2 separate regions of the Mus musculus genome follow, and region 2 is linked to region 1. Evidence: chromatin loops called from intact Hi-C (ENCODE). Cell type or tissue: left cerebral cortex. All regions are shown on one strand. Each heading gives the region's core, and the rest is flanking DNA. Links, peaks and the distances in the headings are about the cores only.

Region 1 (15,436 bases), core at 4,366-12,365:
CTGAGGCAGGAGGATTGTGAACTGGGTGATGGCTTGGGCTATCTGGTGAGACCCGTGTCAAAAGGGGTGTGTGTGTGTGTCCTAGGAGGTGGCTCAGTGGGTAAAATGCTTGTCACACAAGCATGAATAACTGAGTTGAATTCCAAGAACTCAGGTAAAAGCCATGCACTATGGTATGAGTCTGCAATCCTATCTTTCCTGCAGTAAGATAGAAAGCAGAGGCAGGGGAACCACTGGAAGCTCATGGTCCAGATAGCCTGGTGCACACAGCAGCAAACAAGAAACTCTGTCTCTAATAAGGGAGGAGGAGGAGGGGGAGGGGAGCAACACGAGGTTATCTGTTGATTTTGACACGTGCACAGTGCACCACCCCTCCTCCCCCAACTCAACATCAAAAAAGCTCAGCCCAGGGACTGGAGAGATGTCTCAGGGATTAAGAATGGGTCTTACTCTTGAAAAGGGCCCAACTTTGATTTCAGGTGCTAGGTAGGCAGCTTACAACCAGCTGCAACTCAACTCCAAGTGATCCAGTGCCCTCTTCTGACCTCTGTGGGCATCTGCACTCATATGCACGGACCCACACACAGACGTAAACATACACTAAATTAAAAATATAAAGTCTGTAGAGATGACTTGGCAGTTAAGAGCACTGTCTGTCTTCCAGAGGTCCTGTGCTCAATTCCCAGCAACCACATGGTGGCTCACAACCATCTATAATGGGATCTGATGTCTTCTTCTGGCATGTCTGAAGACAGCTACAATGTACTCATATGCATGAAATAGAAAATAAATCAATCTTTAATAATATATAAGTAAAAACTTAAAAACCAGAACTTATGCAAATGTACTATACTTCTGACATGCCAAAAAAGATGTCAAACTGTGCTTTTAATGTTTAATGCAGTGATTTATACACACTTAGCTTCTTTTATTTTAATTTTTGGTAAGCAATTCTATGGTTGTATGTTTTTTGGGAAATACTGCCTTTGTTTTTTGGTGACTCACAGTGACTGAAGTCCCAGCTAAAGCAGCTATTATATTTGATAAAGACCCACATTCCTTGCAGGACTTGACCCCAAAGATTTCACATTAGCCCTTGAAATTTCTCTTTCCAGAACTCTGACAACAAAACGATCATGGCTTTCTGCCGTATCCCAATAATAACTTAACTCCTCCAGGGAAGCACGGAGGCAAGCACTTTATAAACAACTGTGCTAAACTTATCCCAGCACTGGGAACAATGGTCAGCGTTTATTTCTCTACCCGGGATTCAAGGTGTACACATGTGCCTTTGAGCCTGTTAAGCTGTCTCTCAAGAAGGTGCACAGGGCTTTCCCTCTGATTTCCCAACTCATCCCCTTAGCACACACCTCACTGCTTGGAATGAAAACACACACTTCAGTTCTTTAATTAGCCATGTTACTAATATTCGAAAGCATTCCAATTGAGAAGAATAGTGGTATTAATTCATTCAATGATTTATTGGTTCTTTTTATACAATTTTAGAGGCTTGTTTGTACATGGACATGTTTGTGTACATGCACATGCATGTGCTTATGTGTGGGATGTGCACATGTGCACATAGAGACCAGCTGTCATGGAGTGTCTTTCTGTAGCTCTATCTTTTTTTTTTTTTTTAGGAGAACATGGTCTCTAATTGAATCTGTGGCTATGACAAAATGCTTGATTGAGGCAAACAATGTAAAGAAAGAATGGTTTGTTCCAGCTAGAGATTTCAGTGTCTGATCACTTACACTGTTTGTGTGTCTGTGGCAAGGAGGAAGAGAAAGAAGAGGGGGAGAGGAGGGAGACAGAGACAGAGACACATAGAGAATGTGGAACAAAGAAGAGACAAAGAGGTAGAGATAGACAGCTATGATGAGAATAAACAACAGAGATAATGAGAGACATAGAGTCAACAAGAGAATAAGAGTGATATAGACACAGACATATAACACACAGTAGGAACAAAATGCCATCTACAGGGACACACTCTCAGTGACCCATTTTTCCTCCATCTAGGCTCTGCCCTGTAAGTGTCCACCACTTCCCAATCCCCCATTAGGCTGACTCCATCAATATGTAAACCCACAAGTGAGAAAGGAGCTGTCAGTATCCAATCACTTCCTCAAAGCCGACTGGACTGTGTGTTCATGGGTGATTCTTAGTGGGAAGAGATGGAGTGATGGGGTAGGGACCAGTCATGCTGTGTGTGTGTGTGTGTGTGTGTGTGTGTGTGTGTGTGTGTGTGATGACCTGCTTAAGCACATTTCCCACCCTTTGTTCCTGAATTGCCTTGTTCGGATTCTTTATAGGTCTTCTGTAAGCACTTGGCAACATTCAAGGGATGGAAAAGCCATTGAAAATGGAGTGTTACCTCCAAACTTGTTAGGACCTGGTCGGAAGCCATCACTATGGGGCAAGGGTGGGTTCAATCAAGGAAGATCAATGAGTCTATGTGGTGCTGTCCTGCTGACTATCCCCATGTGGTGACAGAATACCTGACCGAAGCCACTTAAGAAGCCACGCAAGGTAGGGAGGCTTTTTATCAGCTCCCAGTTTGAGGCTATAATCCATCATGGCAGAGAAAGCATGAGGCTGATTCTCACATGGTCACACGGCATCCACAGTCAGGAAGCAGAGAGAGAGAGAGAGAGAGAGAGAGAGAGAGAGAGAGAGAGAGAGAGAGATATGAATGCTGGCGCTTGGCTCACTGTGTCCCTTTTCATTCAGTCCAGACCCCCAGCCCATGGGATAGAGCTACCCATACTTAGAGCACCTCAGTGATTCCTCTCTAGAAATCTCACAGAACTGGTCCAGAGGTGTCCCTCCTAGGTGGTTCTAAGTCTAGCCAAGCTGATATTGAAGATTGGTTTTTTTACAACTAGCAAGATGAAAAAAATTACAGGCTGGAAAGATATAGCTCAGTACTTAAGAGCCTTCCTTGGCTGCTTTTCCAGGGACTTAGGTCTGAATCCCAACACCCACATGGTACCTAGCAACCATCTTTATCACCGGTTCCAGGGAGATCCAATACCCTCTTCTGGCCTCCAAAGGCACCAGGCATGTACACGTTGCACAGATATATAAGCAGGCACTCACACATACATGCAAAATAACAGGAAATGCACCTTTGTTTTAATGGCCTGTCTCCCCACACCGAAGGCTTCTTTGCAGTTTGAACAGCTTACATTTCTGTTTCTTACCTCCATGTTTCTGTTGGGATACCAGCTGTTACATGAGGCTCCATTGCCGGTTTTACCTGTAAGTCCAGCATTTCACTTACAAACCTAGCATTTTTACCACTGGGAGAAAAATCAAAAGGACAGGCTTGGGATGGCGTTAGATAAGATATACCTACAGGCACAGCTATAGATGTAGTTATGGATCATAAAATTAAATGTCTGAATCCCTAACCGTGTCGTGTGTCTTCTATCAAATGTAATCCGATTTTAAGGCTTGTAATTTCTCTTGTTCCTTTGGGGTTCTTCCCCTTCACCGTCTTGCTTGTAGGATTAGGAGTGAATTTTAATATGAATTTTCCTCTCCTAACCAATTTATGCATCCTTTCTTCCTGAGGGTTATTCTACATCAATTGTATAGCAGATCCAGCTGAAGGCTTAAGTACTGTAATTTTGTATCTAGGGATGATCCATGGCTAGAATCCAATTTTCTATTCTGGTTAGGGTGGCAGAGTCTGACTGGGATGTTTACTGGAATGTGAAATCATTAGTGGATTAGTTTTAGGGGATTTGGGGTTTTATGTTTTGACACAGGTCTCATGTAGCCCAGGCTGCCCTGGAACTTACTGTAGAGACAAGGATGACCTTGAACTCCTAATCCTGCTAGTGTATGAGGTGCTGGGGACAGAATACAGGGCTTCTTGGATCTAACAACCAAGCAGCATCCCCAGAACCTGCATTAGCAGGTATTCTTAAAATCTGGGACAGTGTTCTGTGCAGATGTGTCTCTGGTGTGTCTGTGTGGAAATAGGAAGTCTGTGAACCTCTCTCCTACCAGCCTGGGCATTTGGAATTGGTGGATATTGGTGCCAAAGAGCAAGGGAAAAGGCTTCTTGTATATTGTTCTCATTGTTTTCTTGGCAGACAGCTGAAAAGAAATAGTTTGTCAAGCTGATAGTCTGGTGTCTCAAGTAGTGAAGAGGTGTCCATACTTAAAGTAGGATGTTCAGGAGACACAACAGCTTATTAAGTCAACCAATAGCCTGAAAGTCTTTCCTCCCTCTCTCTCTCTCTCTCTCTCTCTCTCTCTCTCTCTCTCTCTCTTCTCTCTCTCTCTCTCAATGGGAAGTTCTGGGAACTTATGAATGCTAGAAATGTCCTCTACCACTAAGTCATACCCCACCCCATTCCTGGGGGATTCTAGGCAGGTGCTCTACCACTGAGCCACGCCCCCAGCCCCTCACTGGGGGATTCTAGGCAGGTACTTTATGACTAAGCTATACCCCAGTGCCTCCCTGGGGGATTCTAAACAGACATTTTATAATTAAGCTGTATCCTTAGTATCCTTGTGGTAAAGTAAACCAGTGAGACGAAGGATCTCACTAAGTTGCCCAGGCTGGCCTTAAACTCACTGTATGACTCAAGATACCCCTCCCCCCAACTTCCTGAGTTGCTGCAACCATAGATCTGCACTTTCAGACCCAGCTGTTTTGTCACTTAAAAAAAAATCCCTGGATTTGTAAAACAAAAGAAAATAACAACAACAACAACAAAAACCACCTACAACTCTAAGCAGGGGAATATCAAGACTTATCTACATTAAGAAATTAATTATGGTAAAAGACCTTACCATCTTCACTGTTTCTGAGGGTGTAGGTTGTGAGGGTTGACAGTGTTTACTAGCATGGAGACATCCCCAGAACATTTTCTGTCTTATAAAATGAAGCTCTGCGAAGTCACAACACCCTATCCTTTCCCTTCCTTTTAGGGTCTTTTGTTTCTATGCTTTGAGAAGGAGTCTCACATAGCCCAGGCTGCCCTGAAACTTACTTGGTAGACAAGGATGACCTTGAACTCCTGATCTTGCTAGTGTATGAGGTGCTGGGGACAGAATTCAGGGCTTCTCAGTTGCCTTGGACAACCACTGGACTAGAACAAGCACTCTTCTTTCTGTCTCAGCAAATGTGACTCCTTTTAGTACTTCCAATAAATGACATCCAGAATTTGTTCTCATGTGACTGGTTTCTTTCTTCCTCCCACTTGGAATAATGTCCTTGAGGTCCATCCATGTTTTAATATGCGTTGAGATTCCCTTCCTTTGTTCAGGCTGAATAAAATTGCATGGTATGGATGTGCCACATCTTGTTTATCCCTTAGTCCATCACCCTGACTTCTGGGCTATTGTAAACAGTTCTGCTGTGAGCATGACTATGTAGATACATGTTCAAGTCTGTGCTGCAGATTCTACTGGGCATAAACCAAGGTTGTACTTGCTGGGTCATAGAGTATTTTTTTTTAATTTTGTTTGGAATACAATTCAATTTTCTCAGCATCTCTACTATTTTATATTCCCCTTATCAGTGTACAGTGCATTCACACTGCAGTTATTTATTCTTGTGTTGGGTATATGGGTGTGTGGGTGTGTGAAAGGCAGAGGACAACCTTGAGTGTTATTCTGCCTTATTTTTGAGACAGGCTCTCACACTGATCCTAGAGCTTGCCAACTGGCTAGACACGGTGGGCACAGTCCCAGGGATCTACCTGTCTCAGCCTCCTCAGCCCTGTGATTACAGGAAGGTTCTTGACTTTTCAAGGCAGGTTTTGTGAATATAAAGCAAAGTTACCCTGATTGAGCCATCTCCTCAGCCCTGGTTTTTGTTTGTGTTTTGTGTTCCTCTTTGTTTGAGGCAAGGTCCCCTGTTGTTCCCCACTGTGCACTCAAGAGAGTAACTGGCCCATAAGCTTCTAGAGATTTCTCCTGTTTCTGCCTCCTATCTCACCACAGGGATTACAGGACTTTAGGATTACAGATCTATTCACCACCAACTCTAGCTTTATGTGAGTTCTGGGTATCTGAACTGAGATCTGGTCCTTAGTGCTGGGATGGCAAGGGTTTTTCTCGCTAAGTCATTCCCCAAATCCTCCATAGGAACTACTTTAAAAGTGTCTTGTAAAAGAAACCTTTAATAAAAATAGAACCAGAAAATGAACAGTAAAATCCAAAGTCCAGGGACTAGAAATATGGCTTAGCAGTTAAGAACCCTTGTCACTCTTGCAAAAGATCCAAATATGGTTCCCAGAACCCACATTAGGTGGCACACAACTGCCCATAACTGCAGCTGCCCTTTCCTGCCCTCCTTGGGTACTGCACTCACATGCACATACCCTCACTCAGAAAAACAACACATAGTTAAATAATAGATTTTTTTTCTTTAATCTGTTGCTCAGAATAGAACAATGCTTAGACTTCTTTTGTGTACTTCTGAGACTTTACAAAGGTTTGTTCATTGGGAGGCTTGGTTTATTATTTCCAGTTATTGGAAAGAGTCCACACCAAACAGGGTATAGTGAGTCATTCAGGAGGCTGAAGCAGGAGGGTCCTGACTTCAAAGGCATCCTGTGAAACTTAGTTACAGTCTTAAAATAAAAATTGGGAACACAACTCTGAAGTAGAAAGTTTGCCTGGGATATGCAAAGCTCTGGGTTCAAACAGGAAGGGGAAAGAGGGAGGGTAAAGAAGGAGGGGGAGGGAGAAGGGGAAGGAGAGGGGGAGGGAGGGGGAAGGAGAAGGGAAAAGAGAGGGGGAAGGAGGGAGGGTGAAAGGAGAGGGGGAGAGGAAGAGGGAGGGAGGCAAGCAGGTAGGCAAGCAATATACTCTCCTTTGGGGAGTAAAAGGAAAGGCCCAGCAGTGAGTAGGTGGGAAGTGTTGTATGAGCCTGCTCCAGGAATAATGTGGGTTGGATTCTATCCAATCCAAGAAAAAGTGAATGTTTCAGGTCTGAGGGAAGTTTGTGCATGAGGACAAGTGTCTGGAAGGCCCAGTGACCAGGTGGCAAGTCAGCAAAGAGAATGTCAGTCACAAGACCTGCCTTTCAGGAATGAATCTATTCTTGTCCTGGTGACTCACAGTCCTCAAGCTTTCAAGGATATTTACAAAGAAAGAAGGCAGCCAGGAATGGCAGTTTGGATATGGGAGCCATCTGCCTTGCAGGGTCTGTGGTCTCACCTGGTTTTCGGAGGCTCATCCCCACACCCAGAGCAGCTGGCTGCTTCCATTTGTATTCCCCAGAGTTGCCTTTTATAGAAGGCATGCCTGAGAAGAGATGAGGAGAGAAGGGAAGAAAGAGGAGAGGGAGAGGAGGGAAGAAGGAAGGCAGAAGACAGGAGGGGAAAGGCGAAAAGAAGAGGAGGAAGGGGGAAAAAGAGAAGGAGAGGAGGAGACAGAGGAGACAGGAGAGGAGAAGGGAGAGGGAGGGAGGAAAGGGGGAAAGAGAAGACTCATTTTTTGATTTCCATATGGGACCCCTGCCAGCTATATGGTACCCACATATATTCGGTGAAGTTCCTCCCACCTCAGGTCACTGACCCACACTTCTGTCATCTCTGAGAGCTCCCTCATAGACATATCCAGCAGTTATGACTCATCAGTGCCTCAGGCATCTCTCAATCCAGCCAAGTAGATATTTCAAATATTCATCCAATCTCTAAGTATAGAATATTATAATGATAATAATTATATCAAGGAACTTGTGATAAAGGGCAAAAGGAGACTGAGCATGAACTTGGGGCTCTTGTCACTATATATAAATTGTATGTGCTGTAAAGTTTGGTACACTTGCCAAAAAAATGTAGACAATTGTGACTTTCCTCCTCTTCCTCCTCCTCCTCCTCTTCCCCCCCCCCTCCTCCTCCTCCTCCTCCTCCTCCTCCTCCTCCTCCTCCTCCTCCTCCTCCTCCTCCTCCTCCTCCTCCTCCTCCTCTTCTTCTTCTTCTTCTTCTTCTTCTTCTTCTTCTTCTTCTTCTTCTTCTTCTTCTTGAAATGGAGAAAGGACCTGTGTTGGCACAAAACTCTCCTAGACCAAGTTCTTAGCACAGAGGACATTTATTTGTCCCAGAGGGACAACGGGCAGGGAGTAAAAGGCAGGAGATAGAGGATGAAGGAAAAAAGGAAAGAGGCCAGGGAGAGAGGGGCAGGGATATTTGTCCCAGAGGGACAAATGACCTCCTCTGCACAGAGAGAAATCAGATGTGGCCCATGGGGCAAATGACAGTTTATAAATGTAAAAGGAAAAGCTTTGTGTTAAGATGAGGTGTTTAATTTTTATTAGATCAGTTTGTTAGGGTAGCCAAAAAGAGGTTTTTAGTTGTGGGACCTCAGTACTTTCATAGCTGAAACTTGGTATTCAATTTCAGGGGGAAGAAGTGGCCAAATAAGGAAACAGACCTTGTTTCCTAGCTTTAAGAACGTACTCTAACTTTTGGGGGTTTTTGTTTGTTTGTTTGTTTGTTTGTTTGTTTGTTTTAAAGCAAGGAAAATGGAATGGGAGAAGGGTACGGCCTGCCAGAGCCATGTTGGCAATGGCTGCCTAAAACCCCTTCAGACAGAGTTTCATTATGTAGCCCAGGCTGGCCTAGAAGTCTTAACCCTCTTGCCTCAGCCTCCAAAGTGCCAGGATTACAGGTGTGTGCCCCACATCCTGCTGAACCTGTGTTTTCTATCACCCAGTAACACGCCCCAGGAAGAATCATCCATGTGTGCAGCTCCTATGTAAAGCAAAGTTGGAAACATCACAGATCTCCCCTTTGCCAGGATTCTAAATGAGAAGTTCCAGCACTTGAGTCCTCAATCATAGTTCCGAGTGTTCAATGGTAGCCTTAGCTAATGTGATCTCGCATTCTGTGTGCCTGCTCTTTTGATTGGTTAGCAAATAACAGAACACTTACTGCTGTGTTAGTCATTGGAGGTCTTTTCTAGTCACTTAGAGGATCCAGATCCTCCCCCCCCCCCACCCATATGTCTGCTCAAGTGCATGACCCTTTCTAGTCGGTTCTATCTGTTCCAGTATGGTTGAGCCAAATATCATGTTCCCTGGACCAGCATTACAAGCAGCTTAGACAGGAAAGGTCTATCTTCTTTGTTAAGAGGGAACAAACCTCTCAAAATTAGTGTGTGTATGTGTGTGTGTGTGTGTGTGTTTGTGTGCAAGTGTGTAAGTCAGATGTCAGCTTGGGTGTCATTGCTCAGTTGCCATCTACTTTATAGTTTCAATCAGAGGGTTTGTTTGTTTGTTTGTTTTTACTGTTCCAGGCACCAAGAACAAAACAATATAACAGTCCACCAAAGTCCAACTTAGTGAAACAATGAGTTATCCAGTTTGCCCACTGGGGTATGGGTGGAAATAATATACAGTACCATGGGTGATCCAAAGGTAGTTGCATCATGGAAGAGCCCACCCAGCACGGCCAGTGTTACGTCAAAGCTGCGTCCTTTGATCTTGATACCCAACTTACACTCATTTCTTGCCAAGAGTCTCCCTTCCCTAGTAATCATTGCTGCTTGTATAACTTAGGGAGGTACCTTGTGCATAGTGTTAAGTTTCTGCCTTCTGAAACTTCTAAGATTCATCCACTTCCTGAGCCTTCTAGGAAGACTTCCCTCTTGGAGGAATTGCTACCCAAAGCCATGTGTTGTGAGTGAGGAATGCCCCTCATAGGTTCATGGTGCTCCTTTGGGGGGCTATATAGAATCTTTGAGCTGAGGGGGTCTAGCTGTCAGATGTGGTTTAATAGCTGGAAACCTTGATGAGTACACCCCTGTCTGTCTGTCCAACCACGGTGGGATTTCTACCCATACTTCCACAGCTATAGACAAAGCAGCTCCTGCAACCGTTCCTTTCCCACCCTCTGAAAACATCAGCCAAGACAAACCCTTTCTCCCTTAATTCGACTCTACCAGGGATTTCCCCACAGCACTGAGGAAAGTAACCATCACAGTATGTGTTAAATACAATTGTTTTCTCTAATGCGCTTGACCTGCGATTGGCAGAACCTGGGCGTGCAGAGCTTGTGGATGGGTCACCCTGGTGGTATTTACTCAACCATCTTCCTCTCTTGTCTGTATGGGCCGGGAGTCTGGGAAGCACATTGTTTATTTGTGCCTGAATCTCTAGGTCTAGGGTGTAGAAAGAGCCTGCATTGTTTGAAGACATGGACGACTCAATTTTTTTTTAATTTATTTTGTATTTAATGTACCCTTGTCTCTCTTTCTAGATCCCTCTTGTGGCTTCCTCCTCAGTGATTCTCACATACTGAGATGCAGTGTCTCTGCTGGGGGTGGGCATCCCAAAGAGAGACTTAGAAAATCTCGGTGCGGCAGAGAATCGGAAATTTTTTCCTTTTTAGGTGTGTGTGCGAGCGCTTGTGCAGTTGTGCATGTGTATGCTGGTGCCAATGAAGAGCAGAAGAAAGTAGTTGACTCCCCCGGAGCTACAGTGACAGGCAGTTGTGAGCCCCCTGCTGTGGGTGCTGACTGGTAACATCAAATCCTCTGCAAGAGCAGATAACACTCTTACCCACTAGGCCATCTCTCCCCAGCTCCACAAATACTTTTTTCCATTTGTTGAATTCGGTTCTTTATTTCTTTCCATACATGGATATTTTATTCTGAGCCTTATTGACCTCTCAATTGTCTGAATCATCATAAGAATTATTCTCAAGGGTCTGGATTTTTTTTTTTTGGAACGAGCTAAGCAGGGGTGAGATAAATCTAAGATCCCTGTCTGGACTGTAAATACCAGGCAGTCATGGCTGTGTCTTCGTGGGTGCCTTTTCCCTTTAGAGATTTATTTGAGTGCTTACAAAGACAGCATTTTTTCAAAGAAGGGAAAAAGGGATAATCAGGGAAGGGCAGAGATTCCCCCGTACTGCAGCCAACTGCCCTACCCAGTGAAGAGGCATTAGAAGACAAAGTGCTAGTTCCTTGTTAGGAAAAAATGATCACCAAGGAGAAGAACAGCTTTGGGGGGGAACAGAAATCTCCTGTGTATCAGGTGGATTTCCTGGAAAGGGGACTTTTGACCTTAAAAAGCAGTGAGCCAACACTTAATAGAAGCTAACTGCAGAAGAGGGCAAGCTAGTCTGGGAAAAAAACAGTACATTGGACTTCGAGTAGAGTTTTGCATAGGAATGCAATTTGCATAACAATGAAGGTATCTTGTTCCAGACAGTCTTTCTAATGGGAGCTAGTCCAGAATAACCATTCTGTGGATGCCCAGTGCCCCCCCCCTCCAAACCCAGTTTTAAAAGGAAATTAAATGTGAAGGGTTGAATTCTGTAGTTGTTAGTCTTGGGAAGGGATGAGGGGGGTGGTATTTCTGTGGTGTGCGATGCCTGGGAAATTCGTGAGGACAGCATTAGGTTTTCTGTTTGGAGAAGAAAAGTCTTCCCCTAATGGATTTTGGAAAAAAAAAAAAGATTATTTAATATTGGGTCCCCACTGGCCTTATGGAAAGGGAGGAGGGGCATTCAAATTCATCCCCCAAGAGAAGATAAGTATTGCTGGCTTTTTGAAATCTGAACCATTTACTGAAATACATACTTTTTGCTCATAATTTATTGCTCTGCAGACAATAGGATGGAAAAGCTGTAATAGTTAATTATTCCCAGAGAAGAGAAAATTGGGTGTGCATGTGTGTAACCATGACAGTAACTGGTTTTGATTTATTTGAACTAAGCAGCATAATCAGAATATCTAGATACTTTAGTGAAATGAAGGGTCTATGTATTATGTGTGGATAGATATGTGTATGTATAATGACTGGATAGATATACTTATAGATGCATATAAATGGGTAGATATATATTTATGTATGTGCAAATAATTATATTTGTATACATATGTGTGTGAATAGAAACAAATATATTTATATATAAATAGATAGATAAATTGAAAACAGATGAGTATATTTATGTATGTTTATATTTACATATAATGTGTATAGGTGGATGTATATATATATATATGCATATATATTGTTGTATAGGTAGATTTATGGATGGATGGTAGATATATGTATGCATAGATATAAGTATATAGATGGTAAGCGAAAGTATGAATGCATGTATGTGTGGGTAGATGAACACATGTATGATAAGTATATATGTATGTATACATTCATGTATAGATATATCAATGGATAAATTGATAAATATGTATGAATAAATATATCAGTTGATGCATGTATATGCGTATGTCTTGAAGTTAATATAGATGGATAGAAGGGTGGATGGGTAGATGGATGGATGGATGGATGGATGGATGGATGGATGGATGAATGGACGATTGAAGGATGGATGAATGGATCAGTGGGTTGAAGATGAAAGGATTGATGGAGAGTTGGGTCCATAGTTATGCACCAACAAAGAAAGAAGGGGAGATTCCTGTGCTGATAGAAACTTTTTTTTTTCTTTTAGCTCACTGAGTCTAATTAATGTTACCTGTTGCAATGGTAGCCAATTTTGTTGGCTTGATCTTGTGTGAAGGTCTTCTACAAGAAACCGTAGCTATTGTGAGTTCATAAATGCAACATCTATGCCTTGTTCAGAAGACAGACAGCATCTCACAGCTCTCTTCCCTGCCCTCCAGCTCTTACATTCTTTGTGCCATCTCTTCAGTGATGCTCCCTGAGCCCTGGGGGATGAGCACTAAAATAAATGTCCCACTTAGGCCTGAACACTCAGTGGTCAGCTCAGCACTTTGACCATTTACTGGGGCTCTTTAGAGATGACATTTATTTTCCACTCCAAAGCATTGAAGAAAAGTGTTTACTGGGGGAAAGGAAACACATATGTACAGCAGACAAAGAAGGAGCAGGAGGAGGAGGAGGAGCAGGAGGAGGAGGAGGAGGAAGAGCAGGAGTAGGAGCAGGAGGAGCAGGAGGAGGAGGAGGAGGAGCAGGAGGAGGAGCAGGAGGAGCAGGAGGAGGAGGAGGAGGAGCAGGAGGAGGAGCAGCAGGAGGAGGAGGAGCAGGAGGAGCAGGAGCAGGAGGAGGAGCAGGAGGAGCAGGAGGAGGAGCAGGAGGAGCAGGAGCAGGAGGAGGAGGAGGAGCAGGAGGAGCAGGAGCAGGAGGAGGAGGAGGAGGAGCAGGAGGAGGAGCAGGAGGAGGAGGAGCAGGAGAAGGAGGAGGAGCAGGAGGAGGAGCAGAAGGAGGAGCAGGAGGAGGAGGAGGAGCAGGAGGAGGAGCAGGATGAGGAGGAGGAGGAGCAGGAGGAGGAGGAGGAGGAGCAGGAGGAGGAGGAGGAGCAGGAGGAGCAGGAGGAGGAGGAGGAGGAGCAGGAGGAGGAGGAGGAGAAGAAGAAGAAGAAGCAGCAGCAGCAGCAGCAGCAGCAGCAGCAGCAGCAGCAGCAGCAGCAGCAGCAGCAGCAGCCGCCAAAGCCTTATGCGAAATGGAGGGGACACTTGAAAAGCTGGAAAAGCTGGTTTATTCTCAAGGGCTAGTATTTTGAAGCCCCTAAAGAGTCTTCCTCCCCTAATTTGGTCAGTTTTAAAGAAAAATAGGGTAGTTAATTGGCTGAAAACTGTTGTGTAACACTGTCTTATCTGGCCTTGAACTTCTTGAGCCAGTTTATCAGCAGGGGGCCTGATGGTGGAAGACAAAACTGAAAAGGCCTTTGTTTCATTTTATTATTAGAAATGGATTTTTCCCCCATTTAATATATTCTGATTACATTTCCGGTACCCACCATCAAAGAGGGGAGGACAGACTTTCATCTGAATCCATGCCCTTGCTTGTCTCTAGTTTAAAAACAAGAAGGCAGTCTGAAGAATAATAATAAAATAAAAATAACGTAAAACAAAACTGTAATAGGACAAAACAAGCAATCAGAAGAGAAAGAGTCAAAGAAAAAGCACAAGAAACACGTACAGACTCAGCGATATACACGCTGATGCACATAGGAATCCCGCAAAAACACAAGACGAAGGGTGTTTTTGTTTTTGTTTTTCTTTTAATGCCCTGTCAAAACAAAGAATCTTGAAAGATGCTATTGAGTTTGTTTTGTGTTGGCCGGTGACTGCCAGGCATGGGGCCACGTCTAAAGAATGGTTTGTATCCCTAAGAGGGCTCTGTTGGAGAGAACTCCCTTTTTCCTTTGCGAGTGTTTATCAAGAGGAGAGAGCTTCCGGGTGAGAGATGGGAGTTTGTGTACACTGCTCCTCTCGGCTCTGGGACTCCATCTGGAGCAGACTCTTACAGGCCCTGTGCATGCAGCCCAAAGTCTCAGTGAGTTTACACGTGCATTGGTACTGTTATATTTAGAAGGCCTTGTTTCCTTTGGTGTCCTCCATCCCCTCTGGGTCTTACAATCTTTCCACCTCACCTTCCACAGGGTTCCCTGAGCCCAAGGGGAGGGATCTGATGGAGACATCACATTTAGGACTGAGTGTTCCACGGTCTCTCCCTCTCTGCACATTTTCTGGGTCTCTGTATTTGTTCCCCTTCTGCTCAACAGGAAGCAACTCTGATGGTGGCTGAATAAGACACTGGTTTGTGAGTATAGCAGAATGTCATGTGAAGTCATTTTATTTGCCGTGGTCCTTTAGCAGAAAAGTCTTATCTGGTTGGTTCTTAGATACCTGAACAGTGTTGGGGGTGGGTTCTATCTCATGGAGTGGGCCTTCAATCCAATCAGATAGTGGTTGGTTACACCCATAAGCTTTGTGTCACTATCGCCCCCTCGCATCACCCATCAGGTCACACTGTAGATGTGTGTAGCTGTGTTGGTGGTTACCTTTCTCTTTGGGTAGCATGCAGAGTACCATCCAATACCATGAACACTAATCTGTAGGGTGGAAGGCTGTAGATAGGCACCCTCTTGAGTTCTCTGAGTTCAGTGAGTTATGTAGGTGTTGCCTTCAATCAATAGGACCTTACTTTACCATCAGTTTGTAGAGAGAAACTTATAGCCTTGGAAACACCCTGGGTTGTTTGGGAGTTCCCATGTGTCTTAGATAGGGTTTTATTGCTGTGAACAGACACCATGACCAAAGCAACTCTTATAAAAATAACATTTAATTGGGGCTGGCTTACAGGTTTAGAGATTCAGTTCAATGTCACCAAGGCAGGAACATGACAGTGTCCAGGCAGACATGGTGCAGGCAGAGCTGAGAGTTCTACATCTTCATCTGAAGGCTGCTATGAGGAGACTCACTTCCAAGCAGCTAGGATGAGGGTCTTATAGCCCACACCCATAGGGACACACCTTCTCCAACAAGGTTACAACTCCTAATAGTGTCACTCCCTGGGCCAAGCATATACAAACCATCCCACCATGGGACCCCTTTAGCCAAAAACTCAATTAGATATAACTCCATCTAGGTACTAGAAGCTTTATTTGGTGATGGGAAATGTTCATTTGAGGTCCCACCTCCACTGTTACGTGGTGATTTCATTTAGAACAGCTTGCTATATGTGTAT
Region 2 (15,436 bases), core at 3,088-11,087, 62 kb after region 1:
TGAAGAGATGGCACAGTGATTAAGAGTGCTTGCTGCTCTTGTAGAAGACCTGTGTTTGGTTACCAGCATCCTATGGCTGCATATAACCACTTGTAGGTACAGGTTCTAAGATCCTCTTCTATCTTCTAGGGACACTCACATGTCCATACTGTGCCCCCATATACATACATACATACATACATACATACATACATACATATAAAATTAAGTCTTATTTTTTTAAAAAGAGAGATATTATGTCTTACAAAGTGGAAGGTAAGGACTGATACCCAGGGTGCCAGGGCTACACATGGATTTTTGCTTTTAATTCTGTGTCTCCAACACCTTGTAGGCCCATGACAGATGCTTAGCTTTTCAAATGTCATGGTGAAGCTCATGTCTGTGAGTGATACAGACATGTTTGTCCTTTGGTCTGTTAAAAATGAAGGAACAGGGTTTCTAACCGGGTGCATTATCTGTGTTAGAATCAAGGGCTGGACGTCATCCTCCAGCTGTCATCAGAATTGAGGCATAGCAGCTCTGTGGAGTTTCCTGGGATTTTTTTTCCATTGGTAAAGCCAGTGGGATGAAAAATATTTGGAATTAAATAAAGTCACCATCCCCGGGAGAAAGAGATTCTTCCCCAGTGAATCTGAGGTGATCTGAGGTGGCATCTTCAACCAGGCATAACAGGTACCCTGGAGGGGATTTTGTTTTCCTACAATTATAGGCTCCTCATTAAATCTTTGGCATCCCCAAACTAAATGTTCCGCAACCCACTGCAGGCACAGGCCACCAGAAAAGTGTATTCATCAATTTTCCATCGCTATAACAAAAGACCTGAGGCAAATTGACTTATAAAGAGAAAGGTTTATTTTAGCTCAAAAGTTTTAGAGCTTTCCATTCTTGATTGATGGGTCCCATGCTGTGGTTTGAATTAGAAATGTCTCAAAGGCTTGTGTTTTAAATGTTTGCTCTTCAGTTGGTGCAGTGCTATTTTAGGAGGTTCTAGAAACTTCGGGGGGTGGTGCCTGATGGATATAGGCCACTTGGCGTTTTCTGGGAGTTTTAGCCCATCAGTCTACCTGTGGTTCCTGGCTTGTGTATGTTTCCTAGTTAACCAAGAAGTGAAAACCTTGGCCATGGGCTCTTGTCTGATTATTGACTCATTGGTCTTTTTGGAAGATGATTAAGATCCAGTCTAGGGCCAGAAAGAAGCTCAGTTAAGAGAGTGCCTTGCTTACAATCATGAGGACCTATGTTAATTAATCCCCAGAGTCCATTCCAGAAAAAGTCTGGTGTAGAGGTTCATGTATGCTCAGGAGGTAGAGTCAGGAAGATCCCTGGAGCTCCCTGTCCAACTAGCCTCACCTACTTGGCTAGTTCCATGTTATTTAGAGACTGTGTCTTAAAAAAAAAAATGAACAGCACCTAAAGGAATGACCCTTGAGGCCATCCTTTGAACTCCACGTGTGTGCACACACATGTATCTGATGTTCTCTTCTGGACACACACACCATCAACAAATTGAGTATGTTTTCTTTATCAGTGTATTTAGTAAACATTAGTTGAGCAGCTGGTCCAACATATGTGCCCAAGATGTCAGTTGGACAGATGTTGTCCCGTATTCCTTAGAACCTGCAGGCTACTATAAGCCAGTTATTGTTGGGGCCCTGAGATGCTCATAGGACATACGTGCTTGTTGAGCAAACCTGGAAACCTGAGCTCAATCCCAGAAACCTGTGTAAAGATGGAGGCAAGACCCAATTCCTGAAAGCGGTTGGTTCAGTATGTGTGTGTGTGTGTGTGTGTGTGTACATACTTATGTGTGTTGTATGCACATGTGTGTATGGAGATGAACATTCATGAAAGCCAAAGGAAATCATAAAGTACCCCACTTTATCATTCCCCACCTTCTTTTCTTCCCTTGAGTCATGGCCTCTCATTGTGTATGTATGTATGTGTGTGAGTGTATGAGTTTGTGTGTGTGTGTGTGTGTGTGTGTGTGTGTGTGTGTGTGTGTGTGCATATGAGTGCAGTGCCCACAGAGGCAGAAGAGGGCATTGGATCCCTGGAGCTGGAATTACAGATGATTGTAAGCTACTTGCTATGGGTGCTGGGAACACTACTTGGGTTCTCTGTGAGCACATCAGGTACTGTTGACAACTACACCATTTAAGTCCTAGTTAAGCTTTTCTGACTTTCATTATTAAATGATGTAAGGTAGTTTTCTGTTCAGTTATTGCTGTAAATTGGTTTTCATTTGCAATTCGTTGTATCTTCATTTTTCTTCTGGACACGAGTCTGTGTTATTATTCAAAAGAGACACTTTATTTAACTTTATGTGCATTGCTGGAAGGGTGTCAGATCCCTAGGAACTGGAATTACAGACAGTTGTGAGCTGCCATGTGGGCGCTAGGAAATGAACCTGGGTCCTTTGGAATAACAGGCATTGCTCTTAACCACTGAACAATCTCTCCAGCCCCAGAGTCTGTGTTGTGATTAACCTACTGTGTTTTATCTTGGAAATTCTTTGACATCCAGAATCTGTAGATACTCATGTTTCTTATATTTGGAATTCTAAACTTAGCTTTTTAGAGATAAAATTAATCTTGAAGTGTATTCAGAGGGCAGATAGAGTCTTGAGTCCTGGCACCATTGACTGATATATTCGCTCTTTTGGTTTGTCTTGTAACCCCTTGGCATAGATTCTCTGAGATCCATCTGGTTCTTATCTCTCAGTTCTGTTTAATCTCTCAGGACTCACCATGTAAAGGAGAACTACCTTGAACTCTGATCCTCCTGCCTCTGCCTCTAGACTTTTGATTGACACTGTGCAGCACCATGCCCACATTATGCAGGGATGGGGCGGAACCCAGGGTTTGCCAGGCATCTGAAACTAAAACCAAACCCTCTAGAAATGAAACACCAAACCCTTTAGAGCAGTTTGGATTGCTCAGAAGTGAAGGAGAAGAGGCAGATTTTCGCCGAGAAGAGAGAGTTTCGTGGTATGGGGAGGAAGCCTGCTTCCCAAGTGTGAAGTTAGTTGGACCTTAAATAAAGCTATTTATTCTTCCCAGGTTGCACCAGTTCTTAATGTCCCTCAGGCCCTCCACAGCAGTAGGGCCAACCCCTCTCCTTCCGCTGGGCTGCAGAAGGTAACTGATTAGCTGCCTCCCAGTAACGTTGGGGGCGTTGCCCTTGCAGAGAGTGTGGAGGTTTTCTTAGCTCTGACCTAAAACTGTCTGCATTAATTTACTCTTAATTATTTTTACAGATTCTATTCCTGGTCCATTGCTTAATAAAACTCTAGGGGTTTCTGTCTCTCTCTCTCTCTCTCTCTCTCTCTCTCTCTCTCTCTCTCTCTCTTCAATATAATAAAGTCAGCTGCATCAGACATGGATGGAATCATCTGCTAAGCTGAGGTTCTGAACGGTGCCCCCTGCACCCCTAAGTGTCTGTGTGTGTTCCCCATTCTCTTTCAGAAAAAGAATGTGTGTATAAAATTGTCAGCTATGGTCAGAAACCAGGTTAAAAGTGAATCTACAATCTTCCATCAGGAAGGAAGGAAGGAAGGAAGGAAGGAAGGAAGGAAGGAAGGAAGTCATTCTGCTCAGAGAAGGATAGAGGGTTCTAGCCTGTACCAGAACCTCCTACTCTGCCTTAATATGGCTAAAGAGAGTAGGGCCTCCTGGATTTTTGGCTAAAGATGACTGTTCTGTCTTTGGAAAAGCAACTCTCTATGACTCGGAGGGGGGAAAATACTTCCTAGGTAGCCATGGAGCCAGGAAGTGATCCATCCAAGAATAAAAATACCTTTGGGGGTATTTCAGAATAAATGTTTGTAGGAACCAGGCTGAAAGGGATGACACGGGACTCTGTGTGATCCTGAGATGGGGCTGCATATCCACAGAGATATTCTCTTAGCAAGGTGGCCCTGGTTCAACCTCTTCCAGCATGTGCCTATGTTAAGCTAACTAATAGAACAGATTGCCTCCCCAGAGTGGGCAGACTCATGTGCATCTAATCTCTGGAGTTTCTCCCAGGTTCCATGGACCCCAAGATAAGCAAGCACTCATATGATGAAGTAGGCTGAATCTCCATTGCTGAGAAGGACGTCACCAAGATAGATAGGACAGACCTAGGAAATTCCAATGTTAGAGTAGGCAGTTTGTCAGGAGGCCTAGCTAATGAGGAATGTGGCTGGCTCTTCTGATAGGAACCACAGAGCTTAAGAGAGGAAATTAAACAACCCAGTGTGTATCCCTCCCCTCCCCCAATAATGAGAGCTCCAAGACATGAACTGCCTGGATCTGTGTTATTCCACCCCGCATCCCATTTTGCAAGGTCTGCTGTTGCTAAAAATGACACCATTCTCCTCAACTGCGGGCAAAGCATGATGAGGTGGATCAGCATAACTGGAGCACCAGGCTGCAGGATGTACTTGACCCAGGCAGCGTGAAGCATTTGAGCCCTGATTAGTAAATCAAGAGAGACAGAAGCACGGTTGTGCTGGAGATGCCTTTTAAGCACGGAAGAGCTGTCACCCACATCATAACTGTGGTGGCAAATAAGTGATACCTTTGATCATGCGAATGAATAGCAGACGTTGTAAATACAGGAAGGGGAGAGGAGGAGTTTCACGTGTGATTTCAGTTACTTTTTCTCTCCTGGGTTTCCACATGAAGTTCTGAGAAAGCAAAAAGAAACAAAGATGGGCAGTTGCCCTGGAGAAGGAGAAAATAGGACCGTGCAAAGGGACAGGAAACAGCAAAGGAGAGGCATTGGGCGTCCAGATAGAGGTCTAGGAACACTGCCAGGAACCAGGGCTTAAGGGTAGAGGAACAGTTGGATAGGCATGAAGTTTGTGTGCATGGAGGGACAGTATTCCCAGGTATAGTACATATGTATATCTATAGCAACTGGACAGGGAGGAGATATGGGGTTGGAGAAAAGAATTGGGATTCAGCCTGGGTCCATCTTTGTACTAGAACCAACATCTAACAGAACGAAGAGGAAGGATTAATTTTGGCTCCTGGTTTTATCAGTCCATCAACTAGAGCTTTCAGGGTGTGTACAGCCCCTCTTATCACAACAGGTTGGAAGTGGGAAGAGAGAGTACAGGCAAGATAAGATATGGCTCCCAGGAACCCCAGTGACCTACTTCCTCTGAGCTCTGCCTCCCACCTTTCACCGCCTCCCCATAAGGCCACTGTGTCATGAATCTATCAATGAACAAATCCACGTCTTAAGTCAGAGCTTTCATTCTAATTTCACTTCTGTTTGTATGATAAAAAGAAAAAACAAAAACAAACAAACAAAAAACCCTGAAGGTAAAAGGAGGTCATTTTAGCTCACAAATCCAGGCCACTGATCACCATTGTGGGAAGGTCAAGAACACCTACTCACATCATATCCATGGTCAAGAACACAGAGAAATAAATGCATGCCTACCTAATACTCGGCTCATGCTCTTTCATTTTATACAGTTCAGAACCCCATCATAGGGAATGGTGCTGCCCACAGTGGACTGAGTCTCCCCAAGTCAATTAAGATATTCAAGGCAATCCCCATGCCCACAGGCCAACTTTATCTGGACAATTCCTCATTGAGATCTCTTCCAGGGTATTTCTAGGTTATGTTGAGTTGACAATTGAAACTAATCCTTGCACTACTAAAATCCCCCTGCGGCTGTGTCTTCCCCACCTCCATGCATGACTGTAAGGGGGTTTTAGGTAGGTTACTCAGGTAGAAATATCCATTCTAAATGCCAGCAATCATTTTTGTCTGCTTTCAATGCAATCTCTGGCGTTGATCATCTGTCTCCTGATTCTCCCACCATGCCTTACCGATCATGATGGCATATACCAGCAAAGTGTGATTGAAATAAACCCTTTATTCTTAGGTTGCCTTTTGTTCGATATTTCGGTACAGCAGTGAAGTGACTTACACACCAGGGAAAGGCTAACAGATAGAGGGAAAACCAGAGCAGTCTAGGAACTGGAGATGTAAAGGGTCCTGGGGAGCAAGGAGAGGAAACTGGTAAGGAAGGACACTCTAATAGTTAGAGCTGGAAGTATCAGAATACAGCATTTCTAGCATTGTAGAGCAGGCCAGCAAAGGCCAGGGGAATGTGGAGATGATTGTACTTCAGCACCAGTATTCCTAATAAGGTAGTTCTGAGTATTCCTCAGGGTGAGTCAGAGACTTTGAGGCTCTGACAGGAAGGAAGGATCAAAGTGATGATGTTTCATAAGGTGAGACACTTCAATCAGTGCAATCCTGTCTCCCAAAGTAAAGGGCAGCATGTTAGGCATGGCTCCCCAGAGGAAGGTGGACAAGAGGGAGTGTGTGTGTGTGTGTGTGAGAGAGAGGGGGGAGGGGTTTGTATATATGACACACAGAGTGGAATTGTGATGTGTGTGTCCAAATGTGTGTGTGGTATGTGGTATGCATATGTGTATGTGTGTGATGAAAAAGAGAAGGGAAAAGAGAAAGATGTAGAGAGAGATGGAGAAAAAGAGGGAGGGAAATTAAGATAGATGGAGGGATACACGAATAAGAAAAAGATGATAAATGGAAAGACAGATGGAGAAAGAGACAGAGGGATATTGAAAGATAAGAGATGGGGAGAGAGAAAGAAATGGCAGGAGCAGGGAATAGAGAGATGGGGAAAACATGCAGGGAGATAGAGATGAGAGATGGAAAGACAGGTGGATAGAGAGAAAAGGAGAGAACAAGAGATCAGAGATGGAGAGAAATAAAGAGGAGGGGGGGGGGAGAAAGGTAGAGAGACAGAGGTGGAAAGACAAAGAGGGAGAGATGGAGAGAGCTGTGAGCAAGCTTATTCCCTTTTCTTTATTTTTGGCTTTTTAAGACAGGATCTCACCATGTAGCTCTGGCTGAATTTAAATTTACTATGTAGCCCAGAGTGGCCTTAAACTTGCAGCAATCCTCCTGTCTCTTTCTTCAGAGTACAGGAATTGCAGGCATGTGCCAGCACACCCACCTTGATTTAGCTTTTTCCTTAGCACACCCACCTTGATTTAGTTTTTTCCTTCTGGTTAAATGGTAGTTTCCATCTTACTCATATTTAAGCACACATCCTTACATTGTGAAGCAAGACTACCATTTGCCTATAGAGCTTCTGTCTCGTGATAAACTCAAACTCCATCTGGCATCTCTGTTTTTTTCCACTGCCCCTGTGGTTCTCTGGAGAACTCATTGGCTGGTCCATCTCTAAGTCTCCATCCATGAGGTAACTGTCTGGGCATCTTTGGAGTCAAATGAACCCAGTCCATCTGGTTGTGAAGAGGGGGAGGGGATGATGTTGGTTACCCAGAGTTTGATGGTCACATCTTGGGACCACAGACAGGACAGACAGCCGCAATGAGAGCTCAGTGCTTCAGAAGCCTGAGCCACAAAGTCTTTCATTGGTACTGTTGTGTGATAATTCCATATACACGCATAACGTACTTTGTTCGAGTCACTCCATTACCATCTTTTATCTCACTCTCATTCCCATTGATCCCCTTCTTTCCAAAAACAAACAAAAAAGCCCATCTCCTATTTTTATGTCTTTTTTTGTTTATTTTGCTTTTTTAAAAAGTGATCCAGTCAGTTTTAATTAGTCAGCTCCATGTGCCTGAATAATTATACTCACTTAATTAACAAATATTAATTAATGAGCTACTGTGTATCCTTAATCAATTAATGGGTTATTAATAGGGCCAAAAGAAACCTACCAGTGCCTTGACTACTGAAGGAAATGTTTCTCCCAGCAACCATTGACTGACTGTAGATCCCCAGGGAGGAGTAGAGTCTTGGGAGCCCCTTCCAAGCAGGGCACAGCTGCTATGAGTTTATGACCAGAATGGCCATTTCCTGTTGCCAGAAGAGGACAGAATTTCATTGCACTCCTGTACATTTTCAGTCTCTTAGACTCTTTTTGTGACCTTTTTAAAAAATTTTTAGTTTCTTTTCTTCATAGGACAACTTCATTGAGAATCTATTTTGTCCAGCAGACCTCTTTTTTTTTTTTTTTTAAATAGAAATCTAGTGTCTAATTTCTCTAGATCCTCCTTTAGGTCTTGGGCATTGATTAAAATTGACCCTGACTTAAGATTCTCTGATGATTTGAGGTTGATGTCTCCCACAATTCTCTGGCATTTGAATATCTGATCTCCAGTTGGTAGCTATTTACGGGAGGCTCAGGAGATATGGCATGCTAGAAGCAGTATGTCACTGGGGACAGGCTTTGAGTTTTCAAAAGGCTCATGCCATTTCCAGCCCTCTCTGCTTACTATTTTTTTTTTTTTTTTGGTTCCAGATGTGAGCTCTCTCCACTTGCCCCTCCAACTACCTTCCACCTGCTACCTCTGATGTGCCATCATGGACTCTAATCATCTACACCCATAAGTTTAAAATAAACTCTCTTTGTTTTCTTGATCATGAAGTTTTACCACAGCAACAAAAAAGTAACCAATGCAGATCCTGTCCCTGCCAACAATCTCTGTTTGCATAAAAGACTATTTATTAGTTACTGACTAGTTATCCAAAGGAAAGGCATTGTTTTGGGGACCAGATCTGAGAATGTGTTGGTAGAAGGGGTACCTACAACACTCCATGATCAATGGTGAGGTGTTTGATGTTTGTGCGATACATTTTCTACTCCTGATACGAGGGTCTTAGCTCTAACACCAATTCTTTTATCCTCCTAACTTTCTATGCACCAACTATGGAAGAACTTTCTAACAAATAGTGCATTATCCTTACATGGACCTTCTGTCTTGTATAATTTTACAGGCAGAAGGGTCATGAGTTCAAGGCCAGCCTGAGCTACCCAACAAATTCCAACCTAGTTTAGGCTGCATAGTGAGGCCACATATTCTAGTTTCCTTTCTGCTGCTGTGATAAAACATGCTGGCCAAAGGGTTCATTTACACTTCCACGTTACAGTCCATTGCTTTAGGGAAATCAAGGCTGGAACCTAAGGCATCACATTCACAGTCAAGAGTAATTAGAGTAAACACATGAATCTTTGCTTGCTTACTTGCTTATATCTGTTGGCATTCTCCTCTCAAATCATTTGGGAATCCCTATCTAGGGAATGGTACCACCCACAATGGAATGGGTCTTCCTTCATTGACTAACAATAAAGACAATCTCCCACAGATTCACCTTCAAGCCTGTATGATTTAGATAATTCCTCATTGAGACCCTTCCCAGGTGATTCTAGTTTGTATCAGGTTGCCAGTTAAAACTAGTCAACACACCATGCCTCAGGAAAACAAAAGATTGGGGGTACGCGTATAGCTCGTAAGCTACATAGTTGGCTTTGTAGTTTGGGAGGCTGACAAGACAGGAAATGTGTGGTCATGCATGCTTTTTTTATGAAGAGAGGGTAAGCTCTCTCCCAAGATGCCTGCCCCAGAGTACCGTTTAGCTTGGATTCATCTCTCAGGGAAAGGAGCTACAGTTGAAAACCCTTTCATGGGGGTCACTTAGGACTATAAGAAAACACAGATATTTGCACTAAAGTTCATAACAGCAGCAAAGTTACAGTTATGAAGTAGCAACGAAAAATAATTTTACGATCAGGGGAGTGAGCTCAACATGAGGAACTGTATTAAAGTGTCACAGAATTAGGAAGGCTGAGAACCACTGCTCTAGGAGAACAGAACTGATAGAGTGAATATATATTATAAAATGGTGTCTGTCCATTAGCTTACAGGATACAGACTAGGTGGTTCAACAATGGCTGTCTTCATACTGAAGAGGCTAGGAACATGGTAGCTGCTCAGTCTATGACACTGGATGCCTCAGTAGCCTGAATGAATGGTAAAGGCTTGGGTAGTCCCTGGAGAGCCACTTTAGAAGGCTGAAGAAGCTGACATTAGTGAAAGAGGCTAAAGCATCAGAATCCCAGCATAAATGCACCACCATCTAGAAGTGAATGAAGGCAAGCAATGATATTTTTCCATCTGGGTTTTTTTTTTTTTTTTAGTTAGGCTGTTGTAGAAGGTGGATCCCACTCTGAGGGAAGAGTCTATCCAGCAGAATGTCTCTTAGTTGACTCCAAATCCGACCAAGTTGACACCCAAGATTGAGCACAAACACCATCCTGGAGAACAACCAGACTCCACTGCTCATGGGTAGAGATGGCATTGAGTAAAGAGAGAACTCTAGCTTTCCTTCTTGCCTACAAAAACTAGAGGCTGTTAAATAACAGACCAGCACTGGGAAAGTGGCTCAGTTGGAAGAGTGCTTGCCAAGCATGCACAAGGTCTGGGGTCCCGTTCCCAGCATCACTCAAATCGGGTGTGGTGGTACACACCTCTAATCGGATGGAGACAGCAAGATCAAACATTCAAAGTCAACGTTGGCCAACCTGGTGACCTGAGACTCTGTATCAAAAGTAATTTATATGAAAAATAAAACAGGACCAAAGAAGTTAGTTGTTTGGGGTAGCTGGGCATAAGCAACATACACTCTCATTTCTCATGTTCAGTATGGCGAGTAATGGCCTGAGAGGGAGCAGCTGTCAGACTCTCAAGCTAAGGCTGCAAGAGCGAGTCCTGAGAGACCTGCTTGTATGCCATCATTCCTCGGATCACCACCCAGCCAATGAGATGACCCTGGCCAATAGCTCATGAGCCTAACGATGGCCATTGTTCTCTCTCCTGCATCCCCAGACAATGGATTGACAGGGCCATAACAAAAACCAGGCTGTGTGATCCATGAATCCCTGAGCAGTCTCCTCAGGAGGCAGGGATGTATATCGTAACAAAACTTTATTTTCTTTTGAAAATTGCTGGTGTGATTCATACAGCCTGACACAGCCCAAGCTGTTCAGCATAAAGAAACAGATGCATCTCTCCCTCCCTCCCCAGCATGTCCCTCCTACTCCCTCCCTTCCTTTGTTAGGTCCTTCAGGCTTCCTTCTATCTACTGTGAAGTCTCATAGAGACAAGATGAGTTAGATTGTTGTATTTCTTTGTGCATTCATAAGTGTGTGTGTGTATGTGTGTGTGTATGTGTGTGTATATATATGTGTGTGTGTTGTGTGTGTGTGTGTGTGTGTGTGTTTCTGAGGTGTTTGTGTGTGTGTGTGTGTTTCTGAGGTGTTTGTGTGTGTGTGTGAATGTGGTGTCTATACATGTGCAAATAGTCAACTATCATTTCTTCGGTTATGTCTATTTTTTATTTTCTTTCCATATTTAATTTTTACATTTTTGTTATGTGAGTAGGTGTTTTGTCTGCACGTATGTGTGTGTGCGCCACATGTGTACGTGGCAGTCTTGGAGGCCCAAGAAGGTTCAAGATTCCCTGGAACTGGATTTACAGACAGTTCTGAGCTACCATACGGGTACAGGGAATCAAACCTGGCTCTTCTTTAAGAGCAGCCAGTGCTGTCATCTACTGGGCCATCTCTCTAGTCCCTTTATTTTTACTTTTGTGTGTAGGGTGTGCTTGGATGTATGTGCATTATTCAGGTGTGTATGTGGGGGGGTTCATGTGTGTGTGGGTGCACATGTGTGTGCACGCATGTGGAGGTCTGAGATTGATATCAGGAATCATTCTCCATCACTCGTCCACCTTATTTACCCAGGCAGGGCATCTCAATCAAACCCAGAGCTTGCTGATATGGCCTAGTCTCTCTAGTCAGCTTGTTCTGGGAACTCTATCTTTGCCCTCCAAGCCGGGAATTACAAGTGAACTTCCACCCCAGTGTGCATTTTCATAGCTTCTAGAAGTCCAAACTCCACTCCTCATGCTTGTACTGCAAGATCTCCCCAGATCTTTTATTTTTAAGATTTATTTATTTATTAGTATACACAAGTACACTGTAGCTGACTTCAAACGCAACAGAAGAGGGTGGCAGATTTCATTACGGGTGGTTGTGAGCCACCATGTGGTTGCTGGGACTTGAACTCAGGACCTTTGGAGGAGCAGTCAGTGCTCTTACCCACTGAGCCATCTCGCCAGCCCATCTCCCCAGATCTTACCTTGTTTTTGTTTTAACATGGTTTCTTACAAATTGGAACTCATCAACTAGATAGTTTGAATAGATAAAGAACCCTAGAGATCTGCCTGTCTCTGCCTCCCCAGCACTAGGGTTACAGACATGTTACCACCACATATTTTTTATATGGGTTCTGGACATTGAAGTTGGGTCCTCATACTTGCATAGCAAATACTATCAACTGGGCCATCTTCCCACCTGTGAGTTGGTTTTCCAATAAACCTCTCAGGACATCAGACTATGGGACATTTCAGACTTTAACCCTAAGATTGTCAAAGCAGGGATGTGATACAAGTGGGTACAGGTGGATGTATGCCCCAATAGTGTTTTCCCCCTTTGGGATGATCAATTTGGGTGAAGTAGGCTGCATTCTTTTAATGCTTTATTGCTTAGGTTTATTTCACAAGGTTTAGTGAAGAAAACACTAAGGGAGGGCTGGACACATACATAGCATAATGGTAGAGTGCTTCCTAGCATGCACCAAATCCTTGTTGCATACCCAACAACATGTAATCTGGACATGGTGGTGTACATCTGTAATAGTATCCCAAGGAGTGAAGACAGGAGGAGGATCACAAGGGCGAAGTTATCCTCAGGTACACGGTGAGTTCAAGGTCAGCCTAGGCTACCAGAAGCCTTGAATAAAGAATGAGAGAGAAAGATGGAGAGCCAAGGGAGAGTGATGAATCCTTGCCTTGGCAAAACCTAGTGAGGAAATTGGCTAAAATCCTGTGTTCAGCCATATTGCATATGCTTTCTTTTACTTTTTTTTTTTTAAGATTTGTTTTATGTGCATGTGTTTGTGTGCCTGAGTATATGCATGTGCAGGTACCTGTGGAAACTAAGAGAAGGTATCAGATCCCCCTGAACTGGAGTTGCAAGTACTTTGGGAGCTGCTTCACATGGTGCTGGGAACCAACTCAGGGTCCTCAGCAAGAGCAGTGCCCTTAATCTCTGAGTCATCTCTCCAGCCCCTCCTTTGCCATCCTGCTTCCTCTGATAGCTTTCCTGTTCTCCCTTCCCCAGGTGTAAGGAGCTCAAATATTCCAAGGAGTTGCCCCAGATATCCATCATCTTCATCTTCGTGAATGAGGCCCTGTCTGTGATACTTCGGTCAGTCCACAGCGCTGTCAATCACACACCCACACACCTGCTGAAGGAGATCATCCTGGTGGATGACAACAGTGATGAAGGTATGGGCGAGGACAGTGTGTCTTCAGGACTCAAGAAATGCTGCTTCTGTTCCCAAGGGAACCATGCTGGTGTCCCAGTCTTTGGCTCCCTGGAACATATTGGAGGAAGGGAGAGTCTTAGCAGACATTGGTTCATTACTATTCCAATCTTCTAGGGATCTGTGCCGTATCAGTTTTAACTGTCTGCTTGATACAACAACCTAGAATCACCTAGGAAGAGAGTCTATTATCTAAATCAGGTTGACCCACGGGCGCATCTATGAAGGATTGTCTTGATTGTTAGATGATTTGGAGAGTCCAGCCCATTGTGGGTGGCATCATTCCCTAAGAAGGGGATCCTGAACTGTATAAGCCAGGAGAAAGTCAAATGGCAACAATCAAGCAAGACCTATCTGTTTCCACTCTTGACTGTGGGTCTGATGTGAGTAGTTGATTGCATCTTCACTGCCCCACGTTGATGGACTCTGACCTTGAATTGTGAGCCAAATAAACTCTTCCTTCCCCTATGCTTTTGGCAAAGGTGTTTTATCCCAGCAACAAAAGACGAAACTGGAGCAGGCTCTTATAAAATTATTGGGTAGACTGCAGTAGGTAAAATGCCTTCCCAGCAAGCATGAAGAGCTGAATCTGATTTCTCAGAGCCTCTCCGCCGCCCCTACACACACTCTTTTTTGAGACAGAATCTCTGTGTACCCTGGCTGTCCTGGAACTCACTCTGTAGACCAGGCTGGGCTCGAATTCTGAGATCTGCCTGCTTCAGCCTCCCTAGTGCTGGATTTAAAGGCATGTACCACAATACCTGGTTAGAACCCATGTTTTTAAAAAGCCAGGTGTGACATGTTGACATGTGTTTATCATCCAGACCTTGGAGAAGCAGAAACAGGCAAACCCCTGGGGCACATTTACCACCCAGCCTTACCTAATTGGCGCACTCAAAGCCAGTGAAGAGACCCTTTCTCAAAAAAAAAAAAAAAAAAAAAAAAAAAAAAAAAAAAAAATCAAAGTGGAGAGACAGCTCCTGAGGAATGATACCTGAGGTTGTCCTATGGCCTCCACATGCATGTGTATAGTATGTGCACTTCCACACACACACAAACAAGTGCACATATGCATGTAAAATTCAATAAATGTGTAAATAAAGTTAGTGGAGTCGATCATCATGGCCCACACCTCGAATTCTAGCACTTGGGAGGCTGGGAGAGGAGGAACATGCATGCATTCATGGCTAACCAGGGCTCCAGTAGCAAGTTCTTTCCCAGTCTAGGCTACATGCTGAGAACTTAATTACAAAACAAACAGGAGTAAATTCCTCAGCTAAGACCTGTTACTTCCCCTTTTCATAATACTCAAAGAACACCCAAAGGAAAGTCTGTTTTCTTCCCCCTCCGCCTTTTAATACTGTCTCCATTCATATTTTCCAAGACATAAATTTTAAAAAGAAAACGTTTGCTGCACCGAATCAGTAAGAGGCTCAAAATATAAAGGTGGAGATCGATTAAAGAGGACGCCTAACCTTGAACTTTGGCCTGAACAGACAGACAGACATGCATGCATATACGCATGTACATGTGCATGTACCCATGTGCACATGCACACACTCATGGATGCACATGCTTTGTTCAGAACACATCTTACATTAGAATCCCCTCCCTGGACCACTGAACCCAAAATGATGGCAGATGAAAACGAGCCGTGTTAGTTGATCTTTTGAGTTCAGCACACCTAGAAAGAATGAATCAGCTAAAATAGAAAGCAAGCAAGAGTTACAGGACCATTATAAAACTAGAATGGCAGGCAAAAGGACATTTGGGTGTGGAGGTAGACAGAAATGTGCTCTTGTATCTGCTCACAATGTACAAAATTCAGCATGCTTACCGCAGGGAGAAAGCCCTCTGAGCTCAGGTCAGACAGGACAACTGCAGAGCGAGCCTGCTGAAGGTCCAGGAGGCTAATCTTCCAAGTATCTGTAGGATTAGGAATGGCCTAAGCCTCTTGCTCTGAGCAGAAGAATTATCCCACAAGGTGCTCTCAGGTTGGGATGAAGGTGAGCTCAGATGAATCCTTTGTGAAGCCTGATCTCCAAAAGATCACGTTTGGATCAGCTTAGAATTGATCAAGATTCTCTTGCCTCTCCAGAAGGGCTGACTAATTCCCAAAGACTTGGTGAACAGTGCTCCTGGGTCCAGTAATCTGTCTTCTGCGGACCATCATCCAATGTATAAAAAATGACCACTGACTA

Evidence for each region. Peaks named below come from ENCODE experiments on the same cell type or tissue, not always from the same donor. Only the 100,000 strongest peaks of a DNase experiment are listed, where the experiment ranks them.
Region 2: it touches region 1 in a loop (9-fold over the local background); 2 of 42 quality-filtered maps call a loop at or near these places.

Annotation. Positions count from the first base shown.
Region 1 is chr5:131,173,092-131,188,527 of GRCm38, reverse strand. All of the region lies in intron 1 of Galnt17 (polypeptide N-acetylgalactosaminyltransferase 17), which reads left to right. Among named protein-coding and RNA genes, the nearest start is that of Gm40338, 96 kb to the right of the region's middle. In left cerebral cortex, for the core only: no CTCF peak of the experiment used is centred there; DNase peaks (open chromatin) are centred at 7,090 and 7,525; H3K27ac peaks cover 801 bases.
Region 2 is chr5:131,109,450-131,124,885 of GRCm38, reverse strand. It overlaps Galnt17 (polypeptide N-acetylgalactosaminyltransferase 17), which reads left to right. Exons shown (of 11, transcript NM_145218.3): 3 at 13,031-13,197. Among named protein-coding and RNA genes, the nearest start is that of Gm40338, 32 kb to the right of the region's middle. In left cerebral cortex, for the core only: no CTCF peak of the experiment used is centred there; DNase peaks (open chromatin) are centred at 4,387, 7,031 and 10,821; H3K27ac peaks cover 208 bases.